Linked DNA regions of Homo sapiens: region 2 is linked to region 1. A link is a contact called in ENCODE Hi-C or POLR2A ChIA-PET data. All regions are on one chromosome and are shown on one strand. The core of a region is the stretch at or near the end of the contact, and the rest is flanking DNA. Distances in the headings are between cores, read along the strand shown. Region 1 has its middle 330 kb from the start of GTSCR1. Region 2 has its middle 390 kb from the start of GTSCR1.

What was found. A loop is a pair of places that touch in the nucleus more often than their neighbours do. ChIA-PET counts read pairs that join two places held with the same protein, here RNA polymerase II (POLR2A). Pooled maps may share reads with other maps.
Region 2: a map of endothelial cell of umbilical vein shows a loop between it and region 1 (8-fold over the local background). The contact joins two enhancer-like sites. A Hi-C loop is called at or near these places in 3 of 168 maps with a recorded cell type or tissue (endothelial cell of umbilical vein, pancreas and posterior cingulate gyrus) and 2 of 50 pooled maps. POLR2A ChIA-PET finds 5 or more read pairs at or near these places in 1 of 52 experiments (activated CD4-positive, alpha-beta T cell).

The regions. Positions count from the first base shown.
Region 1 is chr18:70,979,130-70,985,832 of GRCh38, reverse strand. No RefSeq gene overlaps it. Among named protein-coding and RNA genes, the nearest start is that of GTSCR1, 330 kb to the right of the region's middle. Within about 2 kb of position 4,277, at least 2 of the 41 ENCODE cell types and tissues checked have a DNase peak (open chromatin) inside an H3K27ac peak, as active enhancers do; they include endothelial cell of umbilical vein, where a contact is called at or near this core.
Region 2 is chr18:71,034,518-71,041,220 of GRCh38, reverse strand. No RefSeq gene overlaps it. Among named protein-coding and RNA genes, the nearest start is that of GTSCR1, 390 kb to the right of the region's middle. Within about 2 kb of position 4,285, at least 2 of the 41 ENCODE cell types and tissues checked have a DNase peak (open chromatin) inside an H3K27ac peak, as active enhancers do; they include endothelial cell of umbilical vein, where a contact is called at or near this core.

The DNA of each region.
Region 1 (6,703 bases), core at 3,028-5,527:
TCTTGAATGCTTTGCTGCTTAGAAATTTCTTCTGCCATCTAAATCATCTCTCTCAAGTCCAAAGTTCCACAATTCTCTAGGGCAGGGGCAAAACGTCACCAGTCTCTTCTCTAAAGCACAGCAAGAGTGACTTTTACTCTAGTTCCCAATAAGTTCCTCATTTACATCTGAGACCACCTCAGCCTGGACTTCATTGTCCATATCACTATCAGCATTTTGGTCAAAACCATTCAACAAGTCTCTAAGAAGTTCCTAACTTTCCCACATCTTCCTGTCTTCTTCTGAGCCCTCCAAACTGTTCCAACCTCTGCCCATTACCCAGTTTTGAAGTCACTTCCACATTTTCAGGCATCTTTATAGCCGTGCCCCAAACTGCAGTACCAATATTCTGTATTATTCCATTTTCACACTGCTATAAGGAACTACCTGAGACTAGGTAATTTATAAATAAAAAAGTTTAATTGACTCACAGTTCCAAATGGCTGGGGAGGCTACAACCAGGGGTTGGCCAGGGCTGCAGTCAACAAGACTGCAGGTGAAGATCCACTTCTTTGATCACCAATAAAGCTGTTGGCAGACCCTAGGAGATCTACTTGCAAGCTCAAAGCAACTAAGACCTTCACTAACACTCCTCTCTAAATCCTTCCAGCCTCTGTCCACTGCCAAGTTGCAAAGCCACTCCTGTATATTTAGGTATTCTCTATTGCAGCACCACACTTCCAGTACCAAAATCTGTAAGTTATCCATTTCTATGTACTGAAATACAAGATTTAGCTTCAGTTTCAAACATTTATTTTATCTTACAGTTTTTGTGGGTTAAGAATCAGAGTTTCAGGTAACTGGCTGACCTCTGACTCAGGGATTCTCACAAGGCTGCAATCAAGCATCATCTCTAGGCTCAGTCGAAGGATAGTCTTCTTCCAAGCTCAAGCTTGTAGCTGTTGGTAGGACGAAGGTCCTAGCTGCCTATTGATGGGATATATCTGTTTCTCAACATGTGAGCTCTGAATATGGCTATTCATGATGTAGTAGATTCCAACTTCCTTCCCCCAGAGAAAGGGCAGAGAGAGAGAGAGAAAGAAAGAAGAGAATTCAGAGTGTTTCCACAACCTAATCTCATCATTATGCCATACATATCTACTGTGGAAGTTGACCATGTAAATCCATTAGTTAGAAGCAATTCACTATGCCCAGCACACTCTCAAGAAGAGATTACACAAGTCATGAATTCCAAGAGGCAAGATCATAGGAGCCATTTTTTGGAGGCTGCCTGCCACAATGGGCATCAAAGTAATGAAGCTCTCCTCCAAATGATTGGTCCTCTCACAGAGAGACTCAGGGTAGACTTATTCTTCAGCAGGTAGAAAACACAGCAGCAGCAGTTGCCATAAAATTTTGATTTCAAAAATGTAGCATTGCTCAGTCAATGCAAAATCACCATCTCTGATAACATGACCATTTTGTGTAAGGGCCCATTGAGAAACACCTGGATGACCAGGCAGAGAAGTTGATTCCCATGCACTAGTAAGTCATTTTGTCCACCTAGTAAGTGGCATCTTTATTTCTTCTTTTTTTAAGCGTCAATATCCTCAGATAGGCATCTTGTGTGGGTTGCAAATATTTTTATACTCTATTCCCCTTTCATCTTTCTCTTAGATGTCTTTGTCACTAGCTTTTAGATCTTATTCTTTCCAAGTCTTTGTCCAGCCAGCCAAACAATTAACTCCTGCCCACACATCAATGTAAACACATGCCTCAGGCTATTTCTCTTTCCACATAAAGTGGGCTGATACACTACCCAAACTTCTGCCCGTGGCATTCTCTTCATCAATGTCTTATAGCACCAATCTGAATGAGGCCATAATTCCACAGCCTCTCAGTTTTAACTGGCACCAGTTTACCATGAAATGTCTTTAGTCGACCATTATCAGGTTATAGGAACCCCCTCAAAGCTGAAACAGGGTGATTAATTACCATGAATATCTGAGCCACCTGCTCTTAAAGTTTACTTGAGCCTTCCAGACCTGTTAGGAGCCCATCTCATGTTCACCATTTCCAGTTTATAATGGAAGGTGCATGTTTTGAGAAACAATATAAACATCAATTCATGAAAGGAAGTGTGGGTGGGGGTGGTGTGCCCTCAGATCTCCCCCAGATGCTGATGTGAGGTATGCCGTCAACTGACAGCCCTTCTTGCCACACCTTAGGATCTGCTTCAGCATCAACATCAAGGCCCTGCTGACTCTGGGCTGCTCCTAGTGGATGCCTGGGCACAGCAGGAATACTAGAGTTGAGTCATTTCTGCTCAGTGCTGGACACTAATAGTGAATTTTTGCCCTGGACCTCCCAACAGCCTGGGAAAAAAACTTTCTCAGAATTGCACTGCAATCTGGAACTATTCTATTCAATGCTCCTGCCTCCCCTCTCTCTTTTCACTTATCACATCTTTATTGTGATCTGAATGAATGCTCTTCCCAGTTACTCCGACTCACAGCTTCCCCCATTCCCTATCCCTTACAAGTATTTCTCCCAGCAAGTCTGCATTTTAAACCTTGTCTTGGCATCTGTGACCTGAATTGTCATAAAGTGGCATAGTTTCTTGGTATCCCATGGTCAGCTGCTGAAGCTCCACCAATGCTCAGTAGCAAGTCAAGATGTTTTTATTATCCTTCTATTGGGAGGATTGGGGTATGACAGGTGTTCTATACTGCATCTCTTCCATAGTCAGTGCCAATAGCATTAAGTGTGTGATGTCCTCTGGCCCAATTATCAGGACAGCTATATTCTTCGGACTATGGAACCCTTTCCCACTCAACCTACTGGGTTATCTTGTAGATATGGCCTGCTGGGTGTGAATGTACCATGGTGATTTGTCTCTTGCCTTGAAAAGATACCTGATGTGTCTAAAACCAGTAAATTCCTAGAAACTTTACCAAAGAGGCAAATCCCTGACACTTTGCAGGATTAATCTCGTAGACCCTGGCATGTGTCTTTCTAAACTATCTACCACGCTTGCTATTTCCTACTTACGGGTCCAATTAGCTTAATGAATTTTTTTTAAGTTTACTGTTCAGTGGTATTTCAAAATAATCTAGATATTTCTGGACTTTATTATGACTGGACCAGAAGGACTGACCCAGCTCTGAGGCTGTTCAGTTAAGGTATACTCCTCTCTCTTTTAGAAGCAAATTGCTTTCTACTGAAAACAATGGAGGAAGAGCATCTGCTAGATCAAGAGCAAAATAACAGGTGCCGGAGGCTGTGCTGATTTGTAAGAATAGAGACAACACATCCAGAAATCCAGCTAAAATTGATAACACCATCTGATTAAGTTACAATAATTTCCTGTCCTTCTTCCTGATCCATCTGGCTTTTGCCATAACCAAAGAAGCAGTTTAAATTGGGATTTGGTAGGAAGTGCAACCCTGCATCTGTGAAGCCTTTGAAAATGACACTAATTTCATCATTTCCCTCAGAGACATGGTATTGCTTTGGGCTTATTGCCTTGATGGAGCATGAACACTCGTTCCAGAACTTCTTCTTTTCCTTCATAATAGCTTATATTCCAGAGGTCAGAGAATCCATGTGCCATTCTCAGTTACTATCTTTAAACTAGACAGTGAAGAGTAATCATGGCAATGCATAATGGCAATAAATATCTTTTCCTGTTTCATGTGTTCTCTTCTTGGGGCAGGCCTTATACTGTCTATTATTCATGCACTGGGATATAATTCTAGCTATGAACCTGGTGGCAATGACAAGTAGTAGAAGAGGAGTCAATATACCAGGCACCCCATATAAAGAATCTGACCCAGGTACATTTACTGAGTCCACTTTATGTAGAGGAAGCTGGTTCCCCAGACAGGGTACGGAGGATCTGCCTCTCATCGAGGGAGATTCAGAGGGTTTGGAGGATGAGTCCTCAGTTACTGTCTATCTGTCTTCTTAGCAGATATTAGCATCCCACTTCTCTCCGCAAGTGTGGGGTTTGACGATTTAATTGGCTCTTCCACCCTTATACTCAGGTTCTTGGTTTGATCCGTAGGCATGTATGTCTTGCAGATATCAGAGATGAGGGACTTCTTCAAAGTCAACAACATGAGTTTCCGATTATCCTCTTGCTTTCTCTATTAGACACAAACAGCTTTTATTTCCTCTGTTTCCTGTCTGCTGTCTGGCTCCATTAGAAGTCAGATTACTATCTTTCCCATTGTATAGTCACCATAGTGACTAAGTGTCACTGCCATTAGCTGTCTTGATATCTGACCCTCCAGCTGCACCTGCACATTGCCCTGTGCCAGCACAGATGAGAATCTGGGAAATGGAGATGCCACCAGATGCATTGTATTATGCTGGCCCTGTCTCCTTCCAGTAGGGAGGCTATCTGCTAGCTCTTCAAACATGTGAGGCACCCACTCCCAGAATCCCACTTTGAGGGTAAGTTTCCTGGCTTGTTCTTCCCCCAATTACTATATCAGTCAGAATCCCAACAGGAAAGTAGGACAATTCCATGCTGTAATTTGAGAGGCTGTTAATAGAGGGATATATACATGGTTTTAAGGAAACAACAGTGGGTAATGACGCCAAAGTACACTACATCACTGGGCTCCCTCAGTGAGGAGGATGTAGTGACCAGGCCCTATCCCTTCAGACTACCTTGGCCCAAGTTCCTCCTGTATAAAACAGGAATAATAATGCCCAACATCACATGATTAATGTGATGATAAAATTAGATGATATTTGTCAAGTGCCTGGCACATAAGTAATAAATAATAGTGCTATTAATAGAATTCTGTTCTCCTAAAATTCATATGTGGAACCACTAGCCCCTAATATGATGGAGTTTAAAGATGGGGTCTTTGGGAGCTAATTAGGGTTAGATGAGGTCATGAGGATGGGGCCCTCATTTGGGGGTTAGTGTCCTTATAAGAAGAGACACCAGAGACCTTCTCCCTCTCTCTCTCTCTCTCTCTCTCACTCTCTCTCTCTCTTTCTCTCACCCCCTCTCTGTCTCTCTCTCTTTTGCTCCCTCTCTTTCTCTCTCTATCTCTCTCTCACTCACTCCCTCTCTGCCATATGAGGACACAGCCAGAAGGTGACCATCAGCAAACCAGAAAGAGAGCCCTCATCAGGAACTTAATTGGCCAACACCATAGCATGATCTTGGACTTTCCAGCCTCCAGAACTGTGAGAAATAAATTCTTGTTCAAACCATTTGGTCTATACTATTTTGTTATTGCAACCTAAGCTAACTAATACAAGTACTTTTTAAAGACCTCTAGCAATTTTAATGGTTTTGTACTGTGGACTTAACACTACCCTAAGGTAACTCATTTAATCTTTGCTACAATCCTATGAGATAGAAAGTGTTTTTATCCCCATTTTTCAGAAGAAAAAACTGAGGCTCCAAGTAATACCTTAAGCCTCAATACCGTAAGCCCCAATACCTTAAGGTATTGGGGGAATACCTTAAGAAATTTAACCAAGGTAACACAGTTAGTAATTGTTTTGAGCTAGGATCTGAATCTAGGCTATTTGGCTCCAGATTTTTTGAGCCAAGATGCTATGTTATGGAGAGGAACCTCCCTTGCTAATTTTATTGAAAGCCTATCCTCTTCTACGTTTATTATCTTTGTGAGCAATGGAGCACATGTAATAAATTGCTCTATGTGAACCAGAGGATAAGTGTATACTCACAGCATAAAACAAGTATAAAAGGATTAAATCTGTAATGCATATATTCTGGTATATTATATATCCTTAAACTTTGTCAGGCTTTTTGACTATAAAATCAACAAAGTACAATCTATCCTTTCTGAACTCTTCCACCTATATTTTTTTCCTCACTTCTTTAATATAGGCAGAAGAGTGCAAGAGCTAGACTACCTCTGCACTCAAATCTCAGCTCTGTTACTTTCTGAGTATTCAACATTTTGCAAGTAACAACCTTGCTAAATCTCATTTTTTTCTTACATAAGTTGGATAATAGTCATCATTAACTATTCAAGTTGCTTTGATAATTGAATAAAATAATCAATGTAAAATTCTTGGATCAGTGATAGTACATGGAAAATATTGAATGTGTTAATTGCTAAATTTAGCTTCAAGTACTCTATCAACTCATGATGTTCTTGTTTATGTCCATGTATTGCCATATGTTTAGGAGTTAACATGAGGAAATTATGTCTTTTATCATAGTTACAAACTATTAGACTGGGAGACAGGAGAACCAAGCTCTAAGTTTCATGTATAATTTTTGGATTCAGATTCTTCAACTGACAAAACAGCTACTGGCACAGAGCTATATTAAAATTTAAATTTTGCTTTAAAAATTCTGTATTATCTAAATGTAAATGGTAATTTTATTATCATTATTCCATGGCCAACATAAAAATAAGTTATCCACAATGAGGCATTTGATTTTATATGAATTCAAAGCCAAAAAGAATTTAAGATCTATACACATTGACATTTTTATACTGAAGTGTGTCCCTTCCAGAAATCTGCCTAAAATGTCAATATTTTTGAGTCCTAAATTCATCTTATTTTTGAAATTGACCACACTTAAGTTCACGTTTGATATAATTTAATTATAAATTGGTGTTGATGATTTAATTAAGTTTTCATGTAGTTGTGTGTTTAAGATATATTAAAAATTCTAGAACAACTGAATTATATAGATACAATAATCAGAAAATATTCT
Region 2 (6,703 bases), core at 3,036-5,535, 55 kb before region 1:
ATAGTTCTCAATGGTGGGCTTAAAATATTTAGCAAACCATGCTATAAACAAATATGCTGACATTCAGGCTTTGTTTTTTCAATTACAAAGCACAAACAAAATAGATTGAGTGTAATTTTCAAGGGCCCTAGGATTTTCAAAATAGTAACTAAGCATTAGCTTCAACTTAAAGTCACCAGCTACATTAGCCCCTAGCAAGAGTGTTAGCCTGCCCTTTGAAGCTTTCAAGCTAGGCACTGTCCCCTTCTCTCCAGCTATGAAAGTCCTAGATGGCATCTTCTTCCAACAGAAGAAGGGATTGTATACAATGAAAATCTGTTGTTTAATGTAGCCACCTTCATTAATTGTCTTAGCTAGATGTTTGGGATAACTTGCTACAGAAGGTCAATCAGCCTTTGCTGCTTCACCGTGTTCTTTTGTGTTATGAAAATGGCTTCTTTCTTTAAACCTCATGAACCAACCTCTGCTAGCTTCAAACTTTTCTTCTGCAGCTTCCTCTCCTTTCTCAGCCTTCACAGAATTGAAGAGAGACCAAGTCTTGCTCTGGATTTGTCTTTAGCTTAAGGGAATGTTGTGGCTGGTTGATCTTCTTTCCAGACTGCTAAAACTTTCTCTGTATCAGACACAAAGCTGTTTTGCGTTCTTATAATTCATGTGTTCACTGGAGTAGCTCTTATAATTTTCCTCAAGAACTTCTTTGTATTCATGACTTGGCCGTTCAGTGTAAGAGGTCTAGCTTTTCAGTCTATTTTGGCTTTTGATATGCCTTCCTCACTAAGCTTAATCACTACTAGCTTTTGATTTAAAGTATGAGACACATGACCCTTCCCTTCATGTAAACACGTGGAGGCCATTGCAGAGTTATTCATTGGCCTAATTTCAATATTGCTGTGTCTCAAGGAATAGGAATGTCCAAGGAGAGGGAGACAGTGAACAGTCGGACAGTGTAACAGTCAGAACACATACAACATTTATTTATTATTCCGCATCTTATATGTGGGTAGTTCATGGTGCCCCATAGCAATTCCAATAGTAACATGAAAGATCACAGATGACCCTAACATATATATATATATATGGTTTGAAATAATGTGGAAATTACCAAAATGTGACACGGAGACACTAAGTGAACACATGCCATTGGAAAAATGGTGTCAATAAACTTTCTCGATGCAGGGTTGCTATGAATTTCAATTTATAAAAGACACAATAAAGTGAAGCACAATAAAACACATATGCCTGTATTAATTTTTAAATATATTTGATTAGAGTCATACATCAGTCTTATCATATTAATCGCTTGGAAGACAAAGGGATCCATCTTACCACTCATGTTAAACACTGTACTCAGAACCTATCCATAGAGAAAAACAAACAAACAAACAAACAAACAAAAAAGCATCAAGATGGGAAATAAGGAAATACAACTCTAATTATTCTTATAGGATAATATGGTGTGTACTCCAAAGAAAATTACAAAATTATTTTACTAGAACTCATAGAGAAATTTAGCAAAGTCTCAAGATACAAAGTAAATACGAAAAAAATCAGTTTTATGTCTATATGGAAGAAATAAAAATTAGATGATAAAATATAAATAATGCCCTTTAGAAAAGCACCAAAATATATCATATACTTTTAGTAATAATTTTAATAAAAGATGTAAAAACCTCCCTCAGTGGAGACTAGGGACATTGTTGTAAGAAATTAAATACACTAAAGCAATAAATAAAAATATACCACGAAATTGAATACTAAATACTGAAATGCCAACTCTTCTTAAAAATGTTTTATAGGTTATATGCTACCCCAGTTAAATCCCCAGTATTTTCTTCTTTGTAGAAATTGAAAAGCTTTTTCTAAAATTTGTTTGAAAATGCGACAACATGGTAATGACAAAGATAGCCTTGAAAAAGAAGTTGGAGAATTTGCAGATCTGATTTTAGGACTCACTCTAAAGCGCTGCACTGAAATCATGTGGTACTAAAATGTGGATTGTTGAGTCAGTCAATAGAAGAGAATAGATTGCAAAGGTACATCAACGCATTAGGATTCACTGACTTTTAAAATAATTAGCCATGTAGTGTAATAGAGAAAAGAAGTTTTTGAACAAATTGTGCTGGGAAAACTAGATATCTATATTAAAAAAGTATTAAAAATGTGCTATATATCACACCAGTAAAGAATTAATTTGAGTCACATTGTATACCTAAATAACAAAAAGAAAACTCCAAATCACCTAGAAGAAAATGTAGAAGAAAATATTTTAAGTTTAAGAAAATATTTAAGATAGGACACAAAAAGCACTGACCATTTAAGAAAACATGGATAAACTGAACTTCAACAAAATTAAAAACTTTTGTTTGCCCAAACTCTGTTGAGAAAGTGAAAAGGAAAACCAGCAGATGGGCAGAAAATATTTGCAATAAATATATCTGAAAAAGGATTTGTATATAGTAACAAATATTAAAAACTTGGCTTAAATCGAAAATAAAAAGACATTTCAATTTTTTTTAGTGGGCAAAAGATGTTAGCAATTCAAAAAAAAACAAGAATTTCTATAAATGACCAATAAGCACATGTGATACTACTCCAAATCCAGTTATCAGATAATTGAAAATGAAAAACCAGAAGATATTGCCTCACCCTCAGTATACCGTTTCAGTTTAAAAAGACTATCAATACCAAATCTTGAAAAGAATGTAGAGCAATTGGAACTCTCATACATTGCTGATAAATGTTAACAATGGTACAACTGTGTTGGAAAACTCTTTGAAAGTTTCTTATAAAATGTAATACATTGTGCCCCATACTATGACCCAGAATTTCCATTCCAAACAGTTTCCTTTGTAAGTAAAAGCTTATATCCACAAAAAGCATCACAAAAGAATATCCATGCATGGTTTATCCATAATAGCCTAAAACATGACATAACTCAAATGTCTATCCAGAGAAAGGGAAAAAAATATTGTGCTCTATTTATATAATGGAACATGATCTAGCAATAAAATGGAATAAACTCAGGTACATTTGACAACATGGATGAATCTCACAGACATGCTGTGTAAAAGAAACCGGGCAGAGAAATATATATACTTTATAATTCTGTGTATATTAAGTTTAAGAATAGGTCAAACTCATCTATGGTGATAAAAATCAGAACACCGGTTATCGTGTGAGGCAGGAGAACTGATGAGAAAAGGCGATGGGGGCAATTTATACCTTAAGTTTACCAAAAAAAAAGTTATCCAATCAAAGCCCTCACTGTCCTCTTAACCTGTCCTCTTCCCCGGCTGCAATTACCCACAGACTACCCTACCCTTCATATGCCAGCTTAAGATAGTCTTTAATCTCCCCAGGAATTTCTCATACTATTATGGCTGCTTCCTAAAATCAGAATTTCTCTCTGGCTTTTTAAGTTTCTCCAGTATTACTTTTGGGAGATCATGCTGCCATTAGAAAAACCACATTTACTAGATATTATTTTTCACAATGAACATAGAAAATAACTGCCTTTATAAGTCTCTTCAATTACTTATACGAGCTCATAGCAATTGAAGCAAAACTGTCACCACAGAATGTCGGCATTTCCAATTTCATATTATTAAAGATGAAGTTACTGGTGGATAAATTAAAACCACTGGTTTTATGGTAAATATTCACTATCAGTCATATACCCCAAGGCAGAGAAAGGCATTTTTCATAATCATTTTCAGAGTCCTAACTTTGTAAAATTACTACAAGAGTATAAAGAAAAAATACTAAGAAGACTATTTTGTTTTTCTAGAGAGAATGACAATAGTTACAAGTGTGAAAAGTTACATAAGGAGAGATTTTTCGACTGGTTTTACTACTTGAAATAAGTGAATGTTTTATTCTTCAGAAAGAAAACATGTATGAAGATGTAATTTAGAGAGAAAAATTAAGAGGGATCAAGAAATGGATGAAAAGACAATTCAAGCAAATCTTTCAAGATAGAATTAGATATATGTCATAAAGACAGAAGCAAATTCACATCGGCAGGGTGGCTGCTTGTTCCTCATAGCCTTGGGAGTATAGTTATGGTTCAGCAATTTTCTCCAGCAATTTCTTGACAGAAAATATTTAATCACAATCTTATCAGCAGTTGGAGGATGTGAGAATCCATGAGGCGGCACAAGATCATATCTGTTTCAAAATAGCCCATTGTTTCCTATTCTGTCTGAAATTCCCTTCAGTACAGTCACTGTTTTAAGCCAAAGCCTCCAGAAAGTCCCTTTTAGTACTTACATATTCACTGAGTGAGGCTACTTGTGAGCACATTTTCACTCATCATATATTCTGTTATTTAGAGTTTACTTAGAGCTCTGGCATGTGAAATATGTACTGGGCTCACATAGGTGGACATAGCTCCAGAATGACCTAAAGCCTGGGGAAAGTAAACTACTGTTTAAAGATTGTCATCACTGGAAAATCAATAGCCACCTAACAACAATGGGAGTGATTAGAAAATGACTATCAAAGAGAAAGTGAGGAACAAGGGAATGGAAAATAGAAGTTATCAGAAGGGCTGACTTCTATGCAACAGACTTAAAGGGTTAAAAGAGAAGTTTCCCAACTGTCATTCATTACGTCCTGTAAATAGCAAATACAGCTCTTCAATTCTTAAGCAAAGAAGCACTATAGACATGTCATTTACCACCCCTCTTGGGGCAGGGCAGAATTCATGTTTTTGCTCTGGTGTTCAGAGTTGCTTGTATCTACAAGAGTTCATATGCTGAAACTCTAAGATTTCTGTATCTACCAGTTAAGCAGGATCACGTCTGTCCCATACTCATGATTTTAACACACACATCCTACTTCAGGTGTGTAACAGACTCAACTCTACATCTGATTCCAAGGACAGTTTTCAGGTGGCAGCTTGAAGAGTTCTTTAAACATCATGGTGCAACTGAAGCATGCACTTCTAAATACCATCTAGTCAGCAAGATGCTGTGAAAAGAGTACTAGATTTGAAAACTGTTGCCCAACCCCATGGAATGCATCTTCTCTCTCTGCAATAAACAATAAACCCAACTTTTTCAGGTACAGATATGTTCTTGGTGGTCTTTGTATAGACAGAATTGGCAGACTCTAAGTAATAGTGGATTTGGTTACAATGGATTTCCAAAAACATTAAATTATATTTCTAGGGCGCTGTCTTAGATGTTAGGCACCGTTACAAATAATTTATGCATTAACTTTTAGACCTGGTCATAAAGCTTATGAGATAGGTACTATATTATGAAGACACCCATATTAAACAAGGTTTTGTGATTTATTCGAAACACAGAATCCAAGTTTCCCAACTCTAGAATTTTTTCCCTCACCCACACAATATAATCAGAATTTACTCAGGTTTAGTCAGTTCTTCTTTGCTGCATTTGACAGTCAGAAAGAAAGCAGTAGAGGAGGACTGTGTGCCAAAAATAATGAGTGTATTATTTTGTTTTGTTTTGGTTTCATTTCATTGACAGCATAGAAATATACATTTATTTCTTTTCTTTGACAGCATAAAAATATACATTTATTTCATTTCATTGACAGCATAAAAATATACATTTGAGGATAATATGCTCAATATTGCATAGTGAAATCAATGCTATATTGAGCTTATTTCTACTCTTCTCTCAGAAATATTCAGATCTATTTAACTAGGTTGTTTTGATGCACATTTTGATGAAAATATTATTTTTTAGAATAGAACCTAATATCAAGAAAAAAATGTTTGGATATCTAAATGTATGGACTGATATATTTAAATCATGACAACTCTTGGTTAAACAGTGCTTGGCTAACCAAACAGAAATTTTTAAAAGATGAAAAAGTAAAAGGAAATTTTCCAATGGGCCTTCTCAGTACTTGAATCATACTTATCTTGAAAAGAACAGATATTTTCACTAAATGAGGTTTATTCTCATTTTATTCATGCCATTGACTCTTTTGTAATAAACTATTTATTTTGGAATATTAGATTTACAGACAAGTTACAACGATAGTACAGAGAGTTCCTATATGACCTTCACCCAATTTTAGTTACTACTATCTTATCACATTGCATTTGTGAAAACTAAGAAACCAACCTTAGCCAAGTAACTAAACTCTAGACTGAGCAACAGTGATATATGAGGGGCTCAGCATCAATCTCTGCTATTGACAGATTTTTCAGGTTTGTTTCTTTAGGCTTCAAAACAACTCACCAAGCCATTTCGCATTTGAAGTGTGTTTACCTAAGGCTGCCTTTCTTCCGTATCAACTGGAAGACCAACCTTTGCCCACAGAGAAGATTTCCGTTCACCACTGACCTTTCAGCCTTACTTTGGGAGTGTGATATGGTAGCAGTTTATTTCTGGCTAGCTAGCTCTAATATCTCATACAGATTCATTTGTAAATAAGAACCAAGACTCCTCCTCAGTTATTTGGTCATGAGGAATCTCAGCAAGCCCCAGGTATGAACTGAACCACAAAGGTGGTAACATGGGAGTCTAAGTCACTTGTTCATGTAATTTACTTACTCCTCCTAAAACAACTCAAGCTAGTTCCAAATACTCACGTCCTTCATCTAATGGATTGTTCAACTATCACCTGTCCTTATGAATTAGTGGATCTAATAATATCCAGCTCATGCCACAAAATTTTGATTGCATAGGCTCTGCCCCATGTCCCATTGTCAGTTGTCAGGTTC